2 separate regions of the Mus musculus genome follow, and region 2 is linked to region 1. A link is a loop called in an ENCODE intact Hi-C map of the cell type or tissue named here. Cell type or tissue: heart. All regions are shown on one strand.

Region 1 (8,000 bases):
ACTAAGGGGAGGGGAGGGGGTGCAAAGGCATGCCTTTCCACAAGTTACCCAGAAGCCTCTTCCCACACCATCCCCGTCTCTACTCTTGGTTTTTTCATCCAGCAGCTCTTTCCCGAGCACCGGGTTTGGCATGGATGGGCAGGCAGTCTTCTGGGTGTTGGGGTGTGGTGATGCCTGAATAGGAAGTTCACGTCGGAAGGGAGAGAGAATTACAGGGGAAAAAATCATACGTTTCATAGCTTAAAGCAGAAAGTTGGGGGGATTTGAGGCACTGGAGTTGGCAGGGGGTAGACTGAGTGTGCAGGGACCTGAGAACCCCGTGAGGACCCTCACGATGTGCTTCAGCTGACATGAGTCCCCGAATTCTACCACTCCGCTGGGGTGGACTGAGACCCTCCGAAACCAGGAGCCCAAACCATCTCCACCCCACCCATACCCCCCCCCAAAAAAAAATAAATAAAAAGAATTGGGTTACTCCATTGCTGGATCACAAGAAAGTTTTGAGAGCCGAGCACATTTTTGCCCTGAACAAAGTATTATTCTTAAGAGCAAGAGAATTGCCCTGTGGTGGGAGATTCCACAAGACCTAATACTTCATTTGTGTTCTATACACGCGCATAAGACTGATCTGAAAATGAGCCAGGTGCCTCAGTTTCAGGTAATGCCAGGATTCTCTGTTGCAAATGACCAAGGAACCAGGAAGCCAGCAGTGTCTGTGGTCATCGGCCTGTTTCTTTTATCTGTGCAGAGGTGGTATCATAGAGTTGCTCCATATGGACTGCAAATAGGAAAAGAGAACAAGAATGCGTGCTTTCGGGTTTGTTATCTCCGAGGATGGCTCTGGGCATTTCATTCACACCCAGTACTTCCAGTCCCCTTCCTGTGATGCTGTGCCCATGACTGTCCCTTACTTTTACAGACACAGAAAGTGAAGCACTGGGAGGCCATTACGTTTCTCAAAGCCACACAGCCTCTCAGTATAAGAACCCAGATTTGGTCCCATTTGAAGTGGCTGAGCGTGTGCCCAAAGCACTCTGATGCCAAACTGTTTACAATTATTTTACTTCTGCCAATCCAGAGGTTAGGGGCTAGGGGCTGTGATGGTAAATCATCAGTTAGTTGTCAACTTGATTGGATGTAGATCACCATGGAAACACCTGGGGGCGGAGCTTCTATAAGAGTGTTTTGGAAAGGTTTGACAGGAGGGAAGACATACTTTAAATTGTGGTTGGCATCATTCTAGGGGCTGGGATCCCAATTTGCATACCCAGTTGGGTACCAGCACTCACCCCTCCCTCCTCCAGGCAGAGGATACAGGCCTGGCCAGCTCAAGTCCCTGCTTTCCTGCCTTTCCCATCATGACCTGGATCCCTTCAAGCCTGAGCCAAAGTAAACCCTTCCCTCCCTCCCTGCTTCTTTCTTGCCAGGTGTTTGGTCTCAATGAGAAAGGTAAAGACATGGAGTCAGGCGGCTCATTTGCATTAGGTAAAACGCAGTTACAACCTACGGTCTGCTGCTCGTGGAAACAGGTGCCAGATAGACACTCACTGAGACCTAAGCTGGACCTCCGGCCTTTATCTCTCCACGGAGGCAAAGTCTAAAATAAATCGCAAAGCTTCACCGTCGGCCAGTATTTATAACTTGTTTCTTACTAAGTCTTTCCCCAGAGTTGAACATTCGCTGATTTAGTTTCACCTTTTTCCATTCCAGTGACTACACTTGAACTTTTTATGGCCAGGAAAAGTCCAAATATATAGGGCAATAGAAAAGGCAGATAAATAAATGGAGCCAAAGGTGGCAATAGAGCAGATTCTGTGCTCCAGCAGTGGATGGGATAGACATACTTGGTGATGGATGAATGGCCTGTCCACGCATGTGTGAAGCTCAGCACTGCTTTCCTGCCCTGTCTGGCAGCTGAGGACTTTTCCTAATGTGTCACCTTCCTATCACCCACCTAGTTAACCCCTCTTCCCTTCACACCCCTCTCCCATGCTTAGAAAGCTGTGTACTCCTTTGGCCTTTCTTCTCCATCTTCCTGTCTTCAGGGAAGTTGCCCCTGGTTGAGTTCTTGCTCAGTGCCTGACTCCCCCCGACCCACCCTGCACTTCTGACTTGGCTTCCTTCCTTCTTCTCTTCGAGCCCAGTGTGTCATATTCTCTTCTCCACCCACTAGGTAACCTCATGCCCTGTGTCACCCGCTCCCCAGGCAGGTTCCTCAGGCTGGGCTTGTTGTGTGGTGTGCTTAGCCTCTGAACTTGCTCTCCGTCTCCGTGGGATGTTCCCCTGTGTGAGATACTTTTGCGTTGCTGTGACCAAAGAGCCAACAGAAACAGTTTGAGGAGGAATTTATCTTGGCACAGGATTCGGAGGATTCAGGCCATCTCGGTGTGGCGAGCACAGTGGTAGTGCCAGCTTCTAGCCCTGGCAGCACAAATATGAGGCAGCCAGCCACATCCTGGTAGCTGAACAGGAACCAGAGGGCTCCCGCTGGGAATAGGGGGTCAGACCGAAGCCTAAAAGTCTATCCCTCACCATGAGTTCTGTCTCAGAGGTTCCATAACCTGCCAACACAACCCCACTAGCCAGGAATGACATGTTGAAACATATAATTTAAACCTCTCGTCATTACCTGAGTAAGACCCATCTGTCCTCGGCAATTCAACTATGAGCTTTCGGGCTCTGCGGGGTCTTTCTGGATTCATCCTTGACACCAGCCAGTTATTCTTATACTAGTCATTTAATCGCCTCTTGTCACTCCATGGTTCATGAGCTCCTTGGAAGGAGATACCATTTTTGAGAGCAGTTTGCTTGCCTAAGGTTCCAGAGCTGGACACAGACATGCCGGTCCAGTCTTGGTGTCCCTTTGGCCATCGGGTAGGGATGACCTGCCTGGTTCCAGACTTGGGGTTTGGATTTGGGCACCAGCTCTGCAATCCTGGGGCCAGTTCCTTGACTAAATGGGATGTAATTATAGTAATTACCTCACTTAGTAAGCTATCTAACGCACAGTAAGTACTCTGTAGTCTTATCTTTTGCTATTATGTGTCTAATATGGCTCAAGTTCATGCCCTTGCCCATGGCGCTGGTGATTATGTTCTTGAACCTCACAGGAGTCGGCCTGGCAGGAAGCTAAAGCTTCCTCCTCTGGATCTTCTTGGGGCTGCGAATTAGAGCCCATTTGATACGTGCGTCAAGCTCACTCCATGACTTGGGTTCTTTGAAATAGGATGTGACAACGGATTGTTCCCAGGCATGACATGACTTGTGCAGAAGACCCCTCTTAGTTGGCATTTCCTAGCATGTATCAGTGTCTCCCCAAACTGAAACTCGCTTAATGACATGCTTTCTGCCTGCAATAACGAACACTAAAGGTCATCTTAAAAACAACTTAGTGGAGAGACTCCCAGCTTTCACTATCCTCCCATCTGTTTCTGGACAGTCTCCTCCTGATTCCATCCTGCACCCTTCAGGCCTCCTCTCATTGTCTTCATCTTCAAGCAGAAACACCGCATAACATCACGTAAAACCCCATACTTGTTCAATTCTTTTAGCTTCTGAAAGAAGCTATTTGGTTGAAGAAGTGCTTTTATGTCATCTTTGGTAATTCCTTTATTGAGCTGTAATTCGTATGCCTTGCAGTCCTTCCATTAAAAGGACACAGTTAGGGAATGTAGAACACTCTTGTGTGGCCTTGGGTTTGATGGCTGGCACTGCACACAGGCAATAAGGATGCTGTTCAGCTGTGTCTAGTATGCTCAGAGTTTCAAAGACGTCACCACAGTAGTCGGTAGCTGGCTTCCTGTCACTTACCCTACTGTTTTCCAACAGTTTGCAGCTTCTGCGGCACTGTATGCATGCACGCATTCCCCTACGCATGCCCATATGGCCTTCGCTTTACCCATGACTGGCTGATAGGCATTTGTATCGTTTTCACCTTTGGTTTCTGGGAAGAATGCTACTGTCACCGTTTGTGTGTGGGTCTCTGTGTGCACAAATGTGTTCTTGTCTTCATCAGCTTGGTTAATATATATATATATATATATATGTGTGTGTGTGTGTGTGTGTATATATATTTGTAAATGTGTCATATAAACAGAAAGAAAATGTACTTTTGAAAGAGAATTTATTATATTGATAGTGCAATTATTATATTAAGTCTATTAATAATAGACCCTTGTGTCTGGTTCTTGGTAACTTACCATCTAACTCTTTTAGAAACTTGTAAGAAATTATTCCCTTTGTAGTATAGTATTTCTCTACAGGCATGGTTGTGGGCGTGGCTCTAGGAGGGCGTTGGGGCTTCCCCCGCCTGTGAACAGGGTGAGTTGTCTGGTGTCATGTAGACCTTTCTGCAACAAGACCAGGGTTCAGCACTACCTTCCTGGATGTGGGAGTTCACAGGTGGAGAGGTTCTTCATCCTTGGAAGTAGAACGTATTCACTAAAAAGAACAAATCAGGGCCTGAGATAGCTAGGAAATCCAGGTCAAGCCGTGTCCTCTGGAGCTGAGACTAATGCATCCTGTCTCTACATCCTGTTTGTGACAGGGATGTGGGGTGGGATGGGCCACCAGTATTCCCATGAGGCACAGGCCTGCATGCTCCAGGCCTGGGTCTGAGGAAGTCACATGAGTTGTGCCCTTGAACAAGTTAACTAGTTATCCTGCCTGTTTGAGATGGGCTGGCTTCTCTGCAGTCTCTCTGTCTTGGGAGGTGGACACAGTACCATAGAGAACCAGGACGGCCTGGGCTATCATAATTCGGTCCTCGTACTGTAGTCAGCATAGGTTAGGTTCCGGAGATAAGTGTGTTGGACCAAAGCCATGTATTAGCATATGGGCTGTGTGTTCTTTTGCCTTAATAGTTTTGCTAATTACCATGTATGTGAAGGCCAAGGGCATAAGGGCAAGGTCCTGTCCAGGAGTTTGAGGGAAGGCTCGCCCCGCTCTGATTCATCCAGGACAGCTCACCAGTCTGGGCTTTCCCTTGTACACGTCCACCTTGCTGGGATGAGAAGCCTCTGGAGGCTCCTTTACTTCAAGTGCCTTCCATTTGCTGACCTCAGTGATGTTGGGGTTGCCTCCGTGGTTGGTATGAGCTCTAGAGCCCAGCAGAATCTATACCTGAACTTCAGCTCTGCTAGCCTCATGATCAGAAACAGTGGGTTTGAAATTTTTAAGCTTTGAGCTCCTAATAGATTAGTTGGACACAGTAACAGGTCTTCCCAAGGGCTGGCCCATACCCAGCATAGTACCTAGCTTGTCCCCTCACCTTAGGGGGCTGTGCTGCTCCCAGCAGAAGTCCTTAGGGCATCTGTCATGGATGGGGCCATACACAGAACCAATCAGTGGCCACTTAAACTTTCATTATTCCACCTGACTTTGTTTCCTTTCCAATTTCACAAGTTGGAGGAGAAGCTAAGAAATCACAGCCACTTTGCTGGAGCCCAATGTGCTCAGCGTGCTGAAGTCTGTGTTTGTGCGTTTCTCTGTGTCCACATGTGTGCACGCCATTGCGTGGCATATTTGAGGGGCTCGACATTCCTGAATGCAGGGACTGGGGGATGGACAGCAGCTGTACTAATGTTCCCTGCCTCAGCTGTTCCTGACCGAGAAGGCTGTTTGTTGCTCTTCATTCTGTCTGATCAGTGAGCTCCAGCTGGCCTAACCCCAGCTGGAGGCCACGTGCCCGGGTTGCTTCCTGCGAGGTGGCAGGCTGTGTGCTGCCATTGGAGGGGGATGGGCACTGCAGCCAAGGATGTTTAACACATAGATGTGGCTGCTGTCTGTCCTCCTGCCCTAGAAGTGAAGAGAATATTGGGCCAGTGCTGAAGGAAGGGAAAACAGTTCACATCTATATGCAGGCTACAGGCAGAATAAGAGGGGACTTGACTGGAGTTTACCAAGCGATCCATGTGCCTCTCTTTCCTTTTTTAGATTTATTTATTTTTGTTTTATGTGCATGAGTGTTTTACTTATATGTGTGTAAGTACACAGCACACTTTCCTGGTGCCTGTGGTGGTCAGAAGAGAGCATAGGATCCCCTAGAATTGGAGTCACAGATGGTTGTGAGCCACTGTATGTGTGCCGGGAGCCAGCCCCAAGTCCTCTGCAAGAGCAGAAAGTGCTCTTAACTGCTGAGCCATCTCTCCACCCCCCACCTCCATCCTGCATATCTCTTTTCACTTTTTTTTTTTAAATTATTTTGGTTTTTCGAGGCAGTGTTTCACTGTGTAGCCCTGGCTGTCCTGGAACTCACTCTGTAGATCAGGCTGGCCTCAAACTCAGAAATCTGCCTGCTTCTGCCTTCCAAGTGCTGGGATTAAAGGCGTGTGCCACCACTGCCCAGCTTTGTATATCTTTTTAATCCTGCTAACTAATCTATAATTTGGATGGGCTTATAGTTAAGGAGACCAAGGTACAGAAAGGTTATATGATTGCTAAGACCATGAGACTTGGCCGAGGAAGATCAAAACCTCCTATCCAGGCCCATTTGTCTGCAGGCAGCAAGGCCTTCCTTACTTCTTGGAGAATAAAAGAGTAATATCCTTTGGAAAGACCCTCGATGGGCTAGGCAGCTAATAAGACTTAATTTAATAAACACTGCCCCCATTTCAGGCTTATGCACAAACCTACGAGATCCCGGAAGTAGGAAGATAGAAACAAACAGTGATAGGCAGCGTGCAAAGCATCATGGGAAAGAGGAGCCGGGGAGGACTTTGGAGGGTGGGCATTTAAGGCTGTATAACTTAGGATCTCAGTGAGGCAGCATGCCCACACTGTATGCTCTTCTGGGATTTGACCACATGCGTTAGTAGGGGCTGGTTCCATAGTCTGGGTGAGGCAGTTCCTCCACTGTCAGATGGCATAGCTTGTAATGTATGCATGTAAAGTGGGAGAAACAAGACAGACTGCAGCCAGCCAGGATGGGTGTGCGTCCACAGCGTCTGTCAGCATCCCCAAGGGAATGTTTAAATCCATCCTCGAAGAGGACCGCAGGAGTTTTTGGTATCTTTCCCCACCCCCACCCCAAGTCAACATGCCTCGAGTCTGTAAGTCAACAGGATTATGAGCGACACAGACCAGTTGCTGTCCCAGGCTGCCCAAATCCCAAGGGAGCAGCAGTGACACCTGCTAGCCACGGCTGGTCTTCATGCCTGTGCTGACCTTGAAGGGCAGAGAGAAAGTGGCTCCCTCCACCTCCGCTGTCTGCACCTCCCAGAAAATGCCGCGGTGGCCCACCCCGGAATCCATGAAGGGAAGAGAATTCTAGAAGATTTGATGCAGTGGAGCTGTGCCAGCCTACTCCATGTCAGGTTCTTAAGGAGGGAGCTGAAAACTCCTGCAGGGTTTCTCAGCAGAACAGAGAAGAAGTGAATTCCAAGCCCAAGACAGGACCAGCAAGGCTGCTTGGAGAACGTCTGCATTCGCATCTGGCTCTTGGTGGGCCTTCAGAAGGTAGCCCAGGAGGCCCACAGTGTGGGAAGGACCATTATTGGTGAGAAGTGGATGTCCCATGGCTTCAGTGCAGCCTGACTCAGTGGTGGGAAGCCTGAAAATCTGAAACTCGCCGGGCCTCTTTTAACCCGTGCTTGTAGCTTAATGCTTTAACTCACTGGCTCATTCTGTCATTAGTGCTTTAAGGAGTACCTCCGAGCTGGGAATCACAGCCTTGTCTAGATGAAACCAGACAGACAGGGCACTATTAGGAGTGGCCGGGTTACTTGTGTCTGGGTTGTTCAGCATTCTGTTCTTGACTGAAATTCTCATCCCACTCAAATGTGGGGGTTATAAGGATGGGGGCGGGGAGGAATGGAAAAGAACCCAGCTGGTACTATCCTGTCTGTCTCTCTTTGACACCATTCTTCCACCCATATCCACACCTGGGGAAACAGCTGAAGTGGTAGAAAGGACAACCCACAGGCTGGTGGAGTAGTCCGCAGTTGTGAAACCCTGGAGACAGACCCGGGTGTTACAGTGGAGTGCTAGGCAGCCAGCTGGGT
Region 2 (8,000 bases), 61 kb before region 1:
TAGATCCTGATGGACCCAGCCATTGTAGCAAATGCGATTCTGGTGGTGTATGCCTTCTACTGAGCGAAATCCCCTAACCCTTGGTGTTCTTGAGGACTAAACTAGGGAAGGAGCGACAGAGGCTTAGTTAAGTTCTCCGTGTTGGGAGCCCTCCCGGCACCACTTTCTGTCTGGCACACTGGACAGACATCTCGCCTGTGACACCATCTTTGGGAGTTCAGAAATCGCTCCTCACCAGATTACTAATGATTAGGGATGAGCGGAAGGGAGGCTGTGGAGAAAATGGAAACCATTTATAAAATCTTTTATTCCCTGTAGAGTCTGTGTTGGACATTTTAATTAAAATCAAATAGGTCATCCCGTCACTTAAAAATTCATTTTAATCTCTACTATTCACCCAGGCTAAATGCATCCAGAGGAATGTCTTCATATAGTAATATAAAAATGGTCAATTAGAAAAATCAAGACTCCTGACTCATCTGTAGCCAGCCCTGTTAAGCGTTTTCCACTCCTTGTAGAATATTACAGCTCATGACCATCCACTTCCAGCCCAGTGACTCAGGCCAAGACCTCCATCACTTCCCCTTGTAGACTATGATGCAGACCAGCACACTTCCCATTAGCCAACTTTGGATTTACAGAGGAAAAGCACAATTTTTAAGTTGAGACTGAGGCCCATGAGTCATGCTTCCGGAGGAAAAGGTCCCTAGAAGATAGACGAAATGGCCCACAGCTGCCACCCTGCCTTTGCCAGTCATGCAGCTACAGGATTGCCCAGTGGGCTGTCCACTCACAGAAAGAAGGGGTTGCTTGGAATCAAACTGAGCCATAGACATGAAGGAGCGGGGTGTAGACACTGCAGTGAAATGCAGATATTTCCTGTCCTGAGTCTACTCATAGTGAAGTTCTGGACCATGGGGCTAGGTTTGCTTTGGGGCTAGGAAATGATAAAGGTGAGAGGAATGTTTTCCTGCAAGAATCAGGGTCAAGTTGAAAGTTAAGTTCTACCACGGGCATCACCACCATCCAGCAGCTCGCAACTTGGCAAACTATTAATAAAGATACTGGTTTTGCCAAATGAAGACCATTTCATGGTAGATAAAACAGTCTCTATTAAGTGCTTCCATGTGTTAAGGCCAGGCAAGTTCCAAGCTATTGGCTCTGCTCTGTGGCTTCCAAATCTGGACAGTTTCTTTTAGGGGGTGGAAGGCTTGACATGAGATCTTTGCCATGTTGTATCTCTGGTTGTCCTGGTGCTAGCCTTGAACACACAGCAATCCTCCTGCCTTAGCTTCCTGAGCGCCAGATTTTCAGGAATGTACTGTCCTATGCAGGTAGTGGACTATTCCCTCACTCCCCCCTCTCCCAGTCAGTCCTGTTTTACTTTTTAAAACGTATTTGTCCTGACATCGTAAAATTAACCTTTTCTCCTGTCCACATAATCTTTATTTTTTCCTGTGTAATCTTTATGATACTTATTATTTGCATCATGAGTTTGACGTTCAGTCTTCTGTAGCCTTGGGCACTTGTTGGGTTTTGTTGTATGAAATGCTTGTCTTCTTATTTTCACCGAGGCCTGTTGGGTAAATGGACAGAGCTGCACAGAGCTGGGAGGGGGTCACATTACCATCCTCGTCAGTCACTCTCCTACTTCATCCTGTGTCCCCTCCTCATAGAAAGCCTTCTTTCCACAGCCCTTCAGTACCTCCTGGGTCTTGCTCCTTCCTCGCTGCAGTAGTGGCCCAGGTAAGAGGTGTTCTGACTTAAGGGGAGGCGTGAGTGGAAAGATGGAGACTGGTTTTGAGAACAGGGTGTTGAGGAAAGAAATGTGCTGTAAGATGCAGCTTGAGGAAGAGTTGGGTGGGTGTGCAGGAGTCCAAGACATAGCAAGAAGAGCCTCACTGACTGTGTTCCGTCTAGACTTGGAGAGGTGAATGGTGGGTTTTTCTGTCTGATTAGGGGTCTAGCCCTGAGGATGAGCTCAGCAGGTAGTTAGTGGTGGCCCTGAGCTCTGTCCCCCTCTATGTAACTTCTCCCCTTCTATTTTATATCTGGAACCTGATGGGTTGTGGAACTACTGTGTAACTCCTATTCTGAGGTTTTCTGGGCGTTTAGAATATCTTTTATTTCCTTGTTTTGCCCCACCCCCTTTGGGTGTATTAGTGGCTTCACTTTCAGGTTGATTTTTCCTGAGCGAGAACATCTCTCATAGCGTGCAGAACTCTGTAAGTTATGGGAATTGACCACGAGAGTGGACTTCGTCTAACGTAGACCGTGGTAGACGGATAACGCGTGGTCCCTTAGTGACTCAAGCATACTGTGAAAAAGCGGGCCTCTCTAGGACTTTGAATTGTCGCCTTGAGTTCATTGTGAAGAAAGACACTGATAATACTTAGCACCTGCTCTGGATGGGGAAGGAAGTACCCCGTGCTTGTGTTGTAGTGAGTCTGTTACATGTGTACCTATGGAGGAGAATGAAAACCACGGCCGTCCTTCACATGGGGAGGGCACTCTCAGATATGACTGTTCCAGTCTGCTTTCCGATACGTCCAAGTACATCCGATCAAGTAGAGATGGCCTTCAGTCATTCCCCAACCCCTTCCTGCCTTTTCTTTTTTTTTTTTTTTTTTAAAGATTTATTTATTTATTATATGTAAATACATTGTAGCTGTCTTCAGACACACCAGAAGAGGGAGTCAGATCTCGTTACGGATGGTTGTGAGCCACCATGTGGTTGCTGGGATTTGAACTCTGGACCTTCGGAAGAGCAGTCGGGTGCTCTAACCCACTGAGCCATCTCACCAGCCCCCTTCCTGCCTTTTCAATTAGAATTTAGTTTCTTATAAGTCTCTTACTCCTAGGAAGTACAGTGGCCAGAAGTTGTATGGTCACCCTTTTAAGGTGTGGCCGGTCTATGGCAGTGGGAAGTTTGTTCCCACGCTGACTAATCACTAACACGTAAGTAATGGCATTCATGCAGTTCCCAGGTCTTAAAAACATCATTTCAGATAATTTAATGAAGCTTTTTGTTTAAATGTTCACTGTGGTATCGATGGGTTAAAATTGTGTCTGACTTAATTAAGTATGTCAGAGATCTCTTCAGGGTGCAGGGCAATGTGGCTTGGGCGGCAAGATGCTTGCTTGTCACTCATGAAGCCCTGGGTTTGATGCCCAGCATCTCATAAACAGGCCAGCGTAGGCTACCTCAAACAAGCAAAACAAAACAAAACATAACCAAAACCCCATTTTCCCCCTTGAAACTCCAGCACTATTCCTTAGGGGAAAAAAAAATCATTCCTTTCACGGATGAGGCTGTAGAAAGGTAATGCCCTAGGCCTTCCCTCAGTAGTTATTCCTGGTGGAGGTCATTGTAGCTGGGGAGCAGGCCATGTGCTCGTTCACAGCTCTTGTCTCTGACCTGAGCACAGCCCAGTGTGCTGAGGTGTAGGGATTGTTGTTATCATCGCCATTTTACAGATCAAGCAAAGTAAACTTCGGTAAAAACACAGAAATCGGCTTCCACTGCCCTGCAGCGGATACTTGAGCCTTAGTTACAGCCCCTGAAAGGACACACAAGCCATTACTGGTCTGTGGTATGGTGGTGGCTATGATGGTCAGGTGCCAGCTTGCCTTCCAGTCTGACAACATCTGGAACAGTCTGGAACATCTGGTAGCATCTGTATCTAGTGACGTGGGTGGGTGAAGAAGATGGGTAGGAAGCGGGGCTGGATGAGGGAGACACTTTTCTACACTGATGAGAGGAACACACAGATTCTGTCTGGCTCCATGAGACGTGGGTTCATTAAGACATCAGAGCAGAGAACGTATGTTAATACCCCTGATGCTAAGGAAGAATCAAAAGACTACCGGAGTGAAAGAGGGAGGTGGATGGGGCTGGTGGGTGTGAGAAGGATGCTGGCCAGGACACAGCCTTCTTTCTACTCCTCCTCTTTCTCCTCCCCTTTTCATACCTCTGGGTAGTGGTCCTGACGCATGTGCCTATTTTGAGGTGAAAGCCAGAAAGTGGCTCGGGAGGAGAAGTCTTCATTTAACACTATGCATTGAGTCTTTCTATGTGCCAGGCACTCTAGAAGAGATGCCAAGGGATGCACGGAGTCCAAACAGAGGCCCATGCTGGGCATTCTGACCACTGAATAGAAAACCTATCTTTGCAGTGGTCTATGTCTTTTGCTTTGTTCATCTGTGGTCTTAACGTTGCCCAGGCTGCCTTACAACTCCATGTGTAGCTGGTGATGAATATACTTCGGATCCACATGCCTTCTTCTTCCCTGTGATAGGATTTCTGTCCTGGTTTATGCAGTCGGTGCTGGGGATCCAACCTAGAGCCCTGTGATGCTGGGTAAGCACTCTACCTACTAAGCTAAATCCTTAACCTCTTTGCCACTTAGTGTAACTTCCCTCTTCAAAACCAATCAGCTTTTGGTGAGAACCTCAGTCCCGACAGAGGTTGTCTTCATGCAAGCTGCTCTGTGCATTCCGGACTTGTAAATTCTGGTTCTACAAGCCATGGCAGCTCAGCCCACTCCTTAGTTGTCCTGCGCCAAAAAATTCTTGAACCAGAGGCTGGACAGGTTTGCAGGACACAGAACAAAGGACAGACCATGAGGCTCCTGTTTTTGTCCTCAGGCCTGGGGCCACTGTGTTTCTGGAGAAGTCAGGATTTCCTGAGGAAGCCTTCCTGAGGAGGGCGTGGCACCATGATCAGGATGTGATGACATGCAGCCCCCTGCCCTGGCCTAAGCCAAGCTAGGGTGTGTGCCTTGGCCCTCCATTCCCAGCCAGCATATTCTCAGGCCAGCCTCTTGCCCAAGTGGGCTGGGGAGCTTGGGTGTGGTAGACCAAGGTTCTGGACCTGGCACCAGATCTCTCAGGATGCAGTGTAGCCCAGAGTCAGCCAAAATCTCAGGCAGGAGCTGCATCAGCATCTGAGGCCCAGTTTTTCCCATAGGACCTTGGGTGGGGTCACTCACGGCTGCTGCCGGGTCAGCTGAAAGCCCTGGCCTCAGGAAGAAATGATGGATCTAAGGATGTGACAATTTGTTTGGGCTGGCTGAGCACCCAGGCATGTGCTTCCTCTGCTGTGTGCTGAGTGTAGCCGAGGAATACTGTAATTCACACTGATTTTTATTTAACCATATAAGGTGGGAGCTGGGGGAGGGGTGGGCTGCGGGGGGAGCACTGCTTAGTTTATAGGGCTCTTGCTGAGCATTTGCAAGGCCCTGGGATTGATACCAGTACTATATTAACCAGGTGTGCTGGTATCACTTGCAGTCCTAAGGAGGGCGAAGACAGGAGGAGCAAGAGTTCAGGGTTATCCTCTGCTAATATAGGAAGGCCAAGGATAGCCTGGACTACAATGAGAACTTGTTTCAAAGTAAAAACACATGACAGGGAGATGCCTGTTAGTCCTAAACTAACCTCGAGAGTTCTTCCCTTTCATTGACTAAAAACTCAGACGTTCTGCGAGGAATAGAGGGAAAAACAAAAACTACCCTCCAAAACAACAACCTAGAATCCAACTATCTTCCTTACCCAAAATTTATAAATTAGGCAATCTATTAATAACAAATACTGTTTTCTCCTTGAATAGAGGGTGGAGGTGGGAAACTCAAGTGAGTGATCTTTTAGGTCTATGTGTGCAGCTTTTATTGAAAAACAATTTATACAAACAAAATGCAGCTGTCATAGATAATGGTGTAAGCACATAGTCCTAGCACCCAGGAGGCAGAGGCAGGAGGATTAGGAATTCAAGTCTAGCCTTGGCTACATAGTGTTCAATGCTAACCTGAGCTATATGAGATCTGTCTCAAAAAACAAAAATTGACAAATGAAATAAAACACAAAGAGAATGTGTGCAGAATTCATTGCCATCCCAAGGAACAAGTAAGTCTCAGCCTAGAGATGCAAAGACAGCAAGACTTCGGATCCGGGGGAGAGGAGAGTTACCTCGCAGTTCTCTCTGGAGAGGTTTAGAGATAGTGGCCCAGATCCTCTGGGCCTTGAATTGTGCCCCTGTGAACACGCTAGATGAAATGACTCCCCTTTGGGCTTTCTCTTTTCTCTCAGCCTTCAGCTTCTCCATCTTGGCTTCCTCTAATTGAATTTTCTCTCTGCTTTAGAGTTATGAGTTTCATGTCTTTTCAGAAATATATTCCAGTCTAATTATTACTAAATGAGGAATGACCTAAAAAGATGCGTATATGAACTAACTGCTGCAGATAGCATGTTCGTCTCATGCTTCCTAACTCCCCTTTGCATGTCCTGAAGGTACTGTTGAAATGCCAGCCTTAACGGAGCCACAAAGTTTCCCACAAGGTCTGTTTCCCCCTCTTTCATTGTCTTTCCGAGCAGGGGCTCCACTGCCACTAAAAGGACCAGGAAGCAAAGATGCTTATTTGTTGGACTAACGTTCAGGAGAAAATGAAGTCAAGTAGAAATTGGAAATCTCTGTTTAAAAAAGATTTATTTATTGGCCAGGGGTGGAAGTGCATAAACCTTTAATCCCAGCACACTGGAGGCAGAGGCAGGTGGATTTCTGTGAGTTCGAGGCCAACCTGGTCTACAAAGCAAGTTTCAGTACGGCCAGAGGGATACAGAGAAACCCTGTCTGGGAAACCCATAAGAAAAAAAAAAACATTATTTCTGTGTGTGTGTGTGTGTGTGTTTCTGAGTCTGTGCACATTGTATGTGTGTGCACGTGTGTTTGTGTGTGTGTGTGTGTGTGTGTGTGTGTGTGTGTATGTATGTATGTATGTATGTGCGCACCCGCGCGTGCATGTAAAAGCCAGAAGAGAGTGGGAGTTACCGGTACTTTTAGGATGCTTGGTTTGTTATGTGGTGCTAGGACCTGAGATCTGGTTCTTATAGCTGTGTGGCAAGCCATACATAACTTAAGTGCTGAGCCATCTGTCCAGCCTGCTTTTGAGACCTAGAGTCATGACAAACACCCAAGGCCACTCTGCAGGTAGCTGCAGAGCCCGGACATCCCTCTGTCATATTCATAGAGTCAAAGCAGCACAGGGAGACAGCATCAGGGGACATCAGGCAACCTCCCCCCCCCCCCCCGCCCCCCATGGCCCAGAGGGAACTGAGGTACCTGCTGTTCCTCAGAGCACAGTTAACACTAAAGGCTGTGGAGGAGAGTCTTTATTTCCTGTTTTTGTGGTCCTGGATTGGAGATCAAAAGGGGTTGTTCCACAATATTTTTGAACACAGTAATTTCTCCCATTCATAGTTGTGCATAGAACTTTGTCTCTAGTTATCACACAAAATATTATCCAGTTAGTCCACAGGCACACTTTGTGACCCAAAGGCACAGAATGTCTGGAATACCCCCCCCCCCCCCCCCCCCAGTTCATATGGACATCTTAGGAGAGTACAAATAACTGTCTCCCCGTTTGAGCCGTGGTTGCAGAAGGGAGCACACCATCTCGCCTCCGTCTGTCTCCATCAGCATGCAGAAACCTGTCTCTGCTGCTGCTATGTTCCCCGACTCTTGGACTTAAAGACTAGAGCTGTTCGTAGGCTTGGCTATGGAGTGGAATAATTTCCCTTTGGTAGAAGCTATTTTGCAATATTATGCTTACTGTGTTTGACTTTCTCACATGTATAAAACTAATAAAGTAACACACATAAAAGTGCTCGGGTGTTGGAGCTGACAGTCTCGGGGGCTTGTTTTTATTAAGCGTGTGTAATTAACACCTTGAACTGTATTCCATTTGTTTCTTTTGAAACCGTACAAAGAGGTTGGTGAGATTTACTAATGCAGGCACTGGCAGAGTTAATACTGGCATTTTAAATTATAATGAAGACATGGGAGTTGAAGAAATTAAAACATGCAAGCTACTTTTATGTCTGAGGGATGCAAAGTAGGTTTGTTACTTAAAGGAAAAGTTAAAACATAAAGCAACATATAAAGAGTTACTATTCATTTGCCCCCAGGCCCAGCCTGGCACAGTGCTTACTGATGGATCGGCTGA

What was found. Hi-C counts contacts between places; a loop is a spot of excess contacts. Peaks named below come from ENCODE experiments on the same cell type or tissue, not always from the same donor. Only the 100,000 strongest peaks of a DNase experiment are listed, where the experiment ranks them.
Region 2: it touches region 1 in a loop (3-fold over the local background); 3 of 42 quality-filtered maps call a loop at or near these places.

Annotation. Positions count from the first base shown.
Region 1 is chr10:8,802,154-8,810,153 of GRCm38, reverse strand. The region is part of intron 4 of Sash1 (SAM and SH3 domain containing 1); the gene reads left to right. Among named protein-coding and RNA genes, the nearest start is that of Gm25410, 18 kb to the left of the region's middle. In heart, no CTCF peak of the experiment used is centred here; DNase peaks (open chromatin) are centred at 4,573 and 5,663; H3K27ac peaks cover 786 bases.
Region 2 is chr10:8,863,210-8,871,209 of GRCm38, reverse strand. All of the region lies in intron 1 of Sash1 (SAM and SH3 domain containing 1), which reads left to right. Among named protein-coding and RNA genes, the nearest start is that of Sash1, 19 kb to the left of the region's middle. In heart, no CTCF peak of the experiment used is centred here; DNase peaks (open chromatin) are centred at 629 and 4,839; H3K27ac peaks cover 1,531 bases.